2 separate regions of the Homo sapiens genome follow, and region 1 is linked to region 2. The links are chromatin loops, found by intact Hi-C in ENCODE. Cell type or tissue: IMR-90. All regions are shown on one strand. Links, peaks and the distances in the headings refer to the core of each region. The heading gives the core; the rest is flanking DNA.

Evidence for each region. Hi-C counts contacts between places; a loop is a spot of excess contacts. Peaks named below come from ENCODE experiments on the same cell type or tissue, not always from the same donor. Only the 100,000 strongest peaks of a DNase experiment are listed, where the experiment ranks them.
Region 1: it touches region 2 in a loop (2.2-fold over the local background); 2 of 110 quality-filtered maps call a loop at or near these places.

The regions. Positions count from the first base shown.
Region 1 is chr13:74,063,232-74,067,561 of GRCh38, reverse strand. The region is part of intron 1 of KLF12 (KLF transcription factor 12); the gene reads left to right. Among named protein-coding and RNA genes, the nearest start is that of KLF12, 69 kb to the left of the region's middle. In IMR-90, for the core only: no CTCF peak of the experiment used is centred there; a DNase peak (open chromatin) is centred at 2,531; H3K4me3 peaks cover 220 bases; H3K27ac peaks cover 14 bases.
Region 2 is chr13:74,204,664-74,209,074 of GRCh38, reverse strand. It overlaps a transcript of KLF12 not described here. Among named protein-coding and RNA genes, the nearest start is that of LINC00402, 25 kb to the left of the region's middle. In IMR-90, for the core only: no CTCF peak of the experiment used is centred there; a DNase peak (open chromatin) is centred at 2,624; H3K27ac peaks cover 2,248 bases.

The DNA of each region.
Region 1 (4,330 bases), core at 331-4,330, 140 kb after region 2:
ACATTTTGTGGATAGGTACCTGATTAGCAACTGCATCCTTCTATATAGTGATTAGTTGTAATTCAGGTTTTACATCTGTGCCAACAATTTACACATTTCCTCTTGAGTTTTTAACACTGTGATAATGCCAAACAGGTCTTTGCTTTTGTTATATCTAATGTAATAATTAGGTTTAGACTCTTCCTTAAGTTGGTAATTGTTTGATTTAGTTCCTGCAATCTGTTTCCAAAGATAACTTAGTATTTACAATATTTTTAATACTTCATAGAGACCAAGGACAAAGGTATTCAATTTCATATACAGACTCTTTTTCATCTGATGTACATGCTTTGCAGAAAATCTCACTTCATTTTCAAGGGTTGTATCTTGTTAAGCAACATTTTTTATTTTCTTTGGAATACTTTGCAAGGTTGTTCAAATTCTTTCTTGGCAGGCCTGATTATTAGTTTGTACTTGACCTGCTAAACTTTGAGGGTTTTCTTGTAATCCTTGGTAGGAGGGCTTTAATTTTCCAATTTTTGAAAAGCAGTTAGCTATGTGTGTCCCTGTCCACACTGTCCCCAAGCCCCTGCCCAGGGCCTGATCTTTTTGATCCTTAGCAGATGTTTATCTTGGGCTATGGGTAAGTTCTTTAAAATGGTCTTCAAAGTACCTATTGTTTATTTGCTTAAAGCTGTATATTTCCTTTTTAGGAATAATGCCCCATTTTTAAGAGTTGACTACTAGTGAGCTTTATAGCTCCCTTCGAAGGCCAGAGTGATGGTGCTGCCCAGTTTGGGAGGACTATCAAAGACAGCTATCTTTGATATTTAAATGTTAAGCAAAATCCAGGAAGAGATATATATTCACATATAACATCACCATGATTATTCTTGGTGTTTTATTTTTATATTTTAATTAAAACTATAATTTATCTAAAGGGCTCATAAAAGCAGTTCCTCATTGTTTGGATCATGGCTTGCTGCAGCATCAACCTTCTAGGCAGGCCCAAGTCGTTCTCCCACCTTAGCCTCCTGAGTAACTGGGACTACAGGTGCGTGTTGGCTAATTTTTTTGATTTCTGGTAGAAACAAGGTCTCGCTATGTTGCCCAGGCTAGTCTTGAACTCCTGAGCTCAAGCGATCCTCCCACCTCAGCCTCCCAAAGTGTTGGGATTATAGGCCTGAGTCACCAGGCCCAGCCTACAGAGGCTCTTTCAATATAATGTATTTACGAGTTGGTAATGGATATATTTAATAATGAAGAAAAACTATGGATAAAGAAAAGTGTGCTGGACTTTTAGAGCAAGTAGCTTAAGAAAACAAGTGTTCATAATATTCACCATCTGCTTCAGTCGACTTTTTGAGAATAACATCGTACAGTCTGAAACCCACAGATGTTGGGTTCCATATTTCCTCTTCATAGTCTTGTCTTCTCAGTGTTGCCTGCAGGTCCACGGGCCTTACTGACCTGTGGATGTGGATGGAGCATATAATCCACAACAATCCACATTTTCTGTTTATGCACCTCCCTGCTCCTGCAGGACCTCTAGCCTCCATAAAGTCTCCCTAATCTTTTTATGTCCGCGTCCCCAGGAATGTCTTCTATGTACATGTGAATTACTGTATCAGCTAGTTACCCTGAAGAGTCTTCTCCATCTCTGTCTACTGCTTGCTCCCCTTCTTCATAAAACCTCTGTGAGGGGCTCATGATTGAGATTCTAACTCCAGTTAGAATCCTCATGTCACATGTCTAGAGAGATCGTTCAGAGCCCTCTACGTTGCCAGCCCTTGAGGAGAGGGGAGGATGTTCCTCAGGTCACACTTTGTAGTTGCGGTCCCAAGCCACGTTGCTCATGCACTTCCCTCACGTCACTCCTACACTGCTTCATGGGCTCAGAAACTGGGAATTTATCCTGGAACAAGGACACAGAATATGATCCTCTGTCCCTGGATTCTGTGTATATCCACTTCTCTATCCCATATTACAGAAAACAGTACAACACACAAACACTCATATTCTCATCCTTGACCTGACAAAAATTTTCATGTAGATGGATGCCTATGGGTTCACTGAATTTCTGCATCATGATAGGTCTTATTTCTTTCAATTCTTTGGGGGACTCTTATAGAGGTAAATGAAGATCCAGATAAATTACTTCATTGTATAAGTTATAGTAACTTTGACATAGTTACACAAGTGTCTGGCTCACACCTGAATTTCTCACTTTAAAATATATGTGTTTTGAATATGACCATGATTTGCTGTTTTAAATTTCAGTGTGTATATACATGCCAATATGTATGTGCATATGAATTAGATACAGAGTAGTATACAGTGTGTATATATATATATACATGTGTGTGTGTGTGTGTGTGTGTAAGAATCAGATACAGAGTAATATACATATATGCAGATTGTATGTATGAATCAGTAAAATGTGTGTATGAAGCAGATGGAGGATAGTGGAATGTATGTGTATATGAATCAGGATATGGGAGTATAATGTTTGTGTCTATGTATATATGAATCAGAAGCAGAGTACTGAAGTGTGTGTTTTTGTTTGAATTGGGCAGACAAGTATGTGTATGTGTGTACATGTATATTTGTGTATGAGTCAAAAACAGTAGAATAACGTATACATGAGTGTGTGTGAATCAGACTTAGAGTAGTATGATGGGAAGAATGCAGGATGAATAAAACTAACATTGATTCTGAGATAACTTAGTACCTGTGTGACTTTGTGACTTTGTACAAATCACACAGACTTTCTAGACATCATTAGTACAGTGTGAGATTTTTAGATCTAAGGTCCTTTATGGTCTAAAATTTGATGGTTAGTACAGTCAGCATCACAAACTACTCAGCCTATTTCATTCCTCTGTGAATTATTGTGTCTGTAATGACATTTATAATTGACCTTTCAGCATTCAGAATCTCCATTGTGTCTTTGTTTATTAGCCTCTACAGCAGAGAGACATGATAACTCTTAATTTCAGGGTCATGTCTCTGGACTATGTCCAAAATGTCCCTGGTTATTATAATTCTGGACTCCAATGCTTCTTTGGATGTATCATCAACACCAAATTTTGTAAGTCACTGGATTAACATAAACAAAACGATTGCAGCCACCCATGTCTCATTTTGCTAAAGTTATGTGACTTTATAATACTTAATATTGAGTGAGTGAAATCCACGAAGACACTGTTCATGCCTGTAGAAAATCATATGTAATACCTGCTACATGCAAGGTACTAGGCAAATGTTTATGGAATGAACAAATCATTGTATGGTAAAATGCATTTTAAAAATATACAGTTATATATGAGCCTATGTGTTCTCTGAGAATCCCTGTGATGTTTTTCTTGGTGATGGAGAGGGGTGGTTTTCCATCATCACCATTGCAAGATGGCAGTGGTATTTAGATGCTGTTTGTAATGGACAGATAGTGAGAGGAACTGAGGGGTGCTGGGAATAGAATGTTTGTGATTTTTTTCCTCTTTTGGGGACAGGGATATTGCACCCCTTTTAGAGGAACCATCTTAAACCAGTGAACCAAATTATTTTATTAGCTCATGTCTATAGAATCATATGGAAGCTTCTTCTTTGGGCATAAATTTTGTGTCCACAGGGCACTGAAGCAGTTAATCTAAATGCTGTCTTTTGGAATCAAAGGGCAGCTTGGGCACAGCACTGAATTAGGAAACTGGAACATCAGAAAGTTCTAGTTTTCTTGCAGTATTTTTTTGCTAGTATGTGGTAATTACAAAAGGAAGTGAAAAACTATAAGGGAAAATTATAAATACTAAAATAAAATTTGGTAGTCTAATACAGAACACCTTTTTTAGTGCATGAGTACCTTATACTGTAAAAAAAATTTCAAATCTATTTGAGTATTAATCACTAAAGTTTGCTGTGATTACAGGACATTGCCTTTAAAGGCCCCCTGTCATTTTATGCTGAGTACATGTAGTGGTAGTTAATTTTTACTTTGATATTTTCTGTTGACCTCCTTACTTGTGGGAAAGGAGTAAACCTGAGAAATAAGACATTAAAATCTTGGCTGATTATCAGTTATTAATACTATTCTTGAGGAAGATATTTGGCCCTAAGATAAATGAAATATGAAGGTTGTTAAATAAGGTTAATTTACCTAGCAGTTTTGATGTCCTTGAAGGTTAGCATAGGAAATAATAGTGCAGTCTGAATGCATGGTATTGGCTTTAGGGTAGCTCTTTAGTTCAAGCCTCCTTAAAGCATTTTGAAACGTTTGCATTAAGTTTGTGCTGAATTGACTCCCAGAAAGGAGACTTCTTCCAGAGTCAAAATGAAACTAAGTATTCATATTAGA
Region 2 (4,411 bases), core at 189-4,188:
ATATTTCTGTAATGCCACAAAATCTAGTATACTGTTACGTCACTCAAGATCGGATTTAACTGAATTGAGATAAGATCTTTTATCTGTATTTAGTGCTCCCGTATGAAATACTTGGGAAATTTCTCATCTTTCTTCCACAGCACTTAAGCTGCTGCAAAGATAACCAAACAACAGTTTGTCCACAATTCCCATTCCCAACGCAAAATAAAGCTCTGCCCCTTCACTCTTTCTTAAAGAAGTGTTTCTTTTTTAAAGAAAAATTTTTTAGACACAGTGTCTCACTGTGCTGCCCAAGCTGCCTCAAACTCCTGGCCTCAAACAGTCCTCCCATCTTAGCCTCCCAAGCATCTGGGACTACAGGCAAAAGCCACCATGCCTGGCTCATATGTTTTTAAACACCATTCTTTTCCTGGATTCTAATGCTCTCATTACATTGAAAGTATTTATCCAAAAATTTTTCTGATGACTGATTTTGATAGGAAAATAGAAGTTTGAAAGAGTCTTTGGAATCTAAGGACACTCACTCTGTCTTTCAATAAAATGATCTATAATTTACTTGCTATTATAATATCATTTCCAAAAATATTAATGCCAGCAAAATTCCCAGACAAAATATGCATCTGTTTTTTAAAATATGCATTCAATTTTGTAGCACTATATTTTTCTTTCCTTAATTACACATAATTAGTGATAGATTGGCCACAAAAAGCTCAAATCCTTGAAGTACCATATTGCAGCATTCTGAATGCCTGTGTTTATAAGATCATGTTACAAGGTTTGAAAGTCAGTTCCTTATTGAGATTGCAAAGATATAGGTTAGACAGATTTCACAGAGAAGAGATCACCTCTTCAATGTGTTTGATTCTAATAGCTGAACTTTGCAGGTTCACATTATTAATGTAAAGATATGATCTCAATGTTTCATACCTTTTGACCTAACCAAAAAGGGTCTTGAATGTGAGCATTCCTAATGTCAAAAATAGAATTAACTTCTTTGAACTTAAACTTATTACTGCATTTTTTCCTTCATTCTGTAAATTCTTCATCCTGTGTTTTTGGTGCACTGGATTTAAGCTTTAAAAATGTCTAATTCAATGATGAGTCAAAATCTGTAAAATACATCTTAGAAAATACTTACAATTCACTTAATTACTTGTAGAGCAGCAGAGTAGCATAGCAGGAATTATACTTTCGATTTTTCACCGTAGGCTCAGGTGGTAAAGTAATTTGTCCTGAATTAAGAGATCATGATAAGATAAAAACGCAACAGTCAAATAAGCATATGCCCTAGTGGTTTGAAAGCTGAACAGCCTGTCACTTGATTTGGGGATGAATGGAATCCTCTTTCTACCATTTGCTGCATGACCTGAAACTTTTTTTGTTTTGTTTTGTTTTTGTTTTTGAGATGGAGTCTCACTCTGTCACCCAGGCTGGAGTGCAGGGGAGATCTTGGCTCACTGCAACCTCCACCTCCTGAGTTCAAGCAATTCTCTGCCTTAGCCTCCCAAGTAGCTGGGATTACAGGCATCTGCCATCATACCCAGCTACTTTTTTTGTATTTTTAGTAGAGACGGGGTTTCACCATCTTGACCAGGCTGATCTTGAACTCCTAACCTTGTGATCCACCCGCCTTGGCCTCCCAAAGTGCTGGGATTACAGGCATGAGCCACCTCGCCCACCTGACCTGAAACTTTTTATTCCTGTCCTAAGCAATGAGGACAATTGTACTTTCCCATCCCATACTTTGTATTGTGTATGACTGTTATGGTTTGAATGTGTCCCGCATAAAGCATGTATTGAAAACTTACCACTGTAACATTATTAAGAGGTGGAACTGTTAAGAGGACATTAGGCCATGAGGGCTCTGTCCTCATGAATGGACTAATGCTTTGATCATATGAGTGGGCTCGTTATTGCAGGAGTTGGTTCCTCATGAAAGGACAGGTTCAGCCTCTTCTTGTACTCTCTCAACCTCTCTTTGCCTTTCCACTATGAGATGACATAACAGTAGACCTTAACAAATGCCAGCCCCTCAGTCTTGGACTTCATGGCCTCTAGAACTGTGAGCCAATAAATTTCTGTTCATTATAAGTTGCCCCATCTTAGTAATTTATAGCAGCACAAAACAGACTTAGACAATGACTTAGACAAGGTTTGTAAAGCAGAACAAAAGTGCTCATTAGGATATTATTGACAAGGAGGCAGATGCCAAATGTTTAGAAACTCTTGAAGACTGGCTTTCAATTCACATTGTTCTCGGTTTTGTTCTAATACACAAAATTAAATAAATTGCCAAAGTGTCATGTTATATTTCATTTTGTTTTCCATGATCCTGTGCATAGTGAGCATGCTGTCGCAGCGAGAAAGACAAAGTGTAGCCTAAACCATCTCTTCTCATTATAGAATCATTCATTCTTATTCTAGAACCAACACTTTTTATTTTCCCTGTTATAAAATCTGCAATGCAGCGCAAATCCCTGGATCAGTGGATGAAGGAAAGGGATAAAGTGTAATAATTACCCAATTTCCTGGGGGTGGATGGGAACACAAAGAGAATGGAAGAAAAGAGAAGAAGGAAAATACCAGAGTCTCCGGGAGACAAATGGGCTACTCAAAAGTGGTTGCCTGGAATGCAGGGAATGGAAGCCTGAGGTAATTGTTTGGAACTGAATGAGTCTGTTGTTGAATACTATTTTAAAATATTTGAAAAGTCCATAACCTCTAAGTAAAGTCAATGTTTTTATAACAAATTCAACCAGAGTAGTACACAGCCATCACTCCTTCTAAAAACACTAGAAATTCAATGATTATAGTTAGTATTATAAAATACGTTCTATAAACTAGCTACTGTAATTTTTTAATGGATTCTAAAATAAGAAGGGCCCTATAATGAATGGGTAATGAAAACAGATGAGTCATTCTTTCTTGACAATTATATCCCTAGATTTTATCATGGTTGGGTACCATGGTGTAAACTTGAAGTTCAGGTTAATGAAATGGATCATAACCAAAAACACAAAGCAAAAACAGAGGGAAAATTATCTTCTCAGTATGTCTACTTAATTTAGATTTGATATTTATAAACTTGCATCTCTTGTCATCTCTGTGTCAGACATTACCTCCAAGGCAACTGGAAGCCCAGTTTACCACATTTGGGAGCTGTTAATTACTGCTGACAGGGTTCATATTCATCAATTTTCTCTCCCTACTATAAAAATCTCTACAACCTGGAGGAGAGAGTTATCTTTTTGCAGCCCACCCTGAGCCTTCAACTTTGTTGTAGATTTCAAACTCAGCTAAGTGTGTCCTCAACCTCTCTACCCAGTAATGAGTTTCTGCTCCAGCTGCTTTGTTTCGGTTGACTCTTCAGTTTTCTTTTAAATAATATAAAGACAGCCTAGTCCTTCCTCTGTGTCTACGTCAGGGTCAAGAAAGTCAGGTGGCAGGCCAAAGGAAGTCAGTCATCAACTATATGTGGCTACCAAAGCTTTACGTGTCCATACAAATCCAAGATTGTGTTTGCTAAGTCAGAGTGAGCCAACATCAATTTTTAGATAATATTTTTCTTTACTCAATACACTTGAGTAGGAAGAAAGTCACACATGCACTTCAGTTTCTATGTGCCAAGAGGAGCCTCTCCCAAACCTCAAACTCCATCTTAGCATATCCTCAAAGCCTAGTGAGTCTCAGAGAAAAGATGCCAGTTGTCTTGGGAGAATAAGTTACTTTTCATATCACCCCAGATTTTGTCAGAAAGAACTTCATCTGACAATATTTCCTGGTGCTATAAAATGTTGCCATTTGTTTTATTATGAATTCACTAAGTTGGGTTAATTCAACAAAATGTATTTAGTGATTTCTCTTCTCCCCACGCTGAGCAAATTTGCTATCAGTCTATGTCCTTAGGGAATTTACCCTCTAGCTAACGTAGATGACCACTAGTGAAATAGTTTTTAGGCTATTCACAGAGCAAGCCACAAGCAAGAACCAAAAAAAATACATGGCAACCATGTCAGTGTTCACAGAAGTTCACTTTTTAAATATAACAATAAAGAGTAAATGGGAAAATAACTCTATGGTCATTTTCTGCTATCAGCATATGTCTAGTAATTTATTTTAGACTGGCTACTGGCTTCATAAAAAGCCCAACACTCAAAAGTCTTGAGATCTGACATTTGCAATAGTGGCAATAAACTAGAAAGAAGTTGCTAGGAAGATGCTATACAACCCTCGGTATAATAGCACAAAAATCCCAAATACGCAGTGATGATGGTACAATCATCCACCAACCTCGAATTCCTGAAGTCCCTTCAGATGCCATGCAGAAACTGAGGTCTCTGAATCATTCAAGTAATAGCCGGGTTCATACATAAAATAGAATCTTCAACATGTTTTTAGATCTGAAATTTGC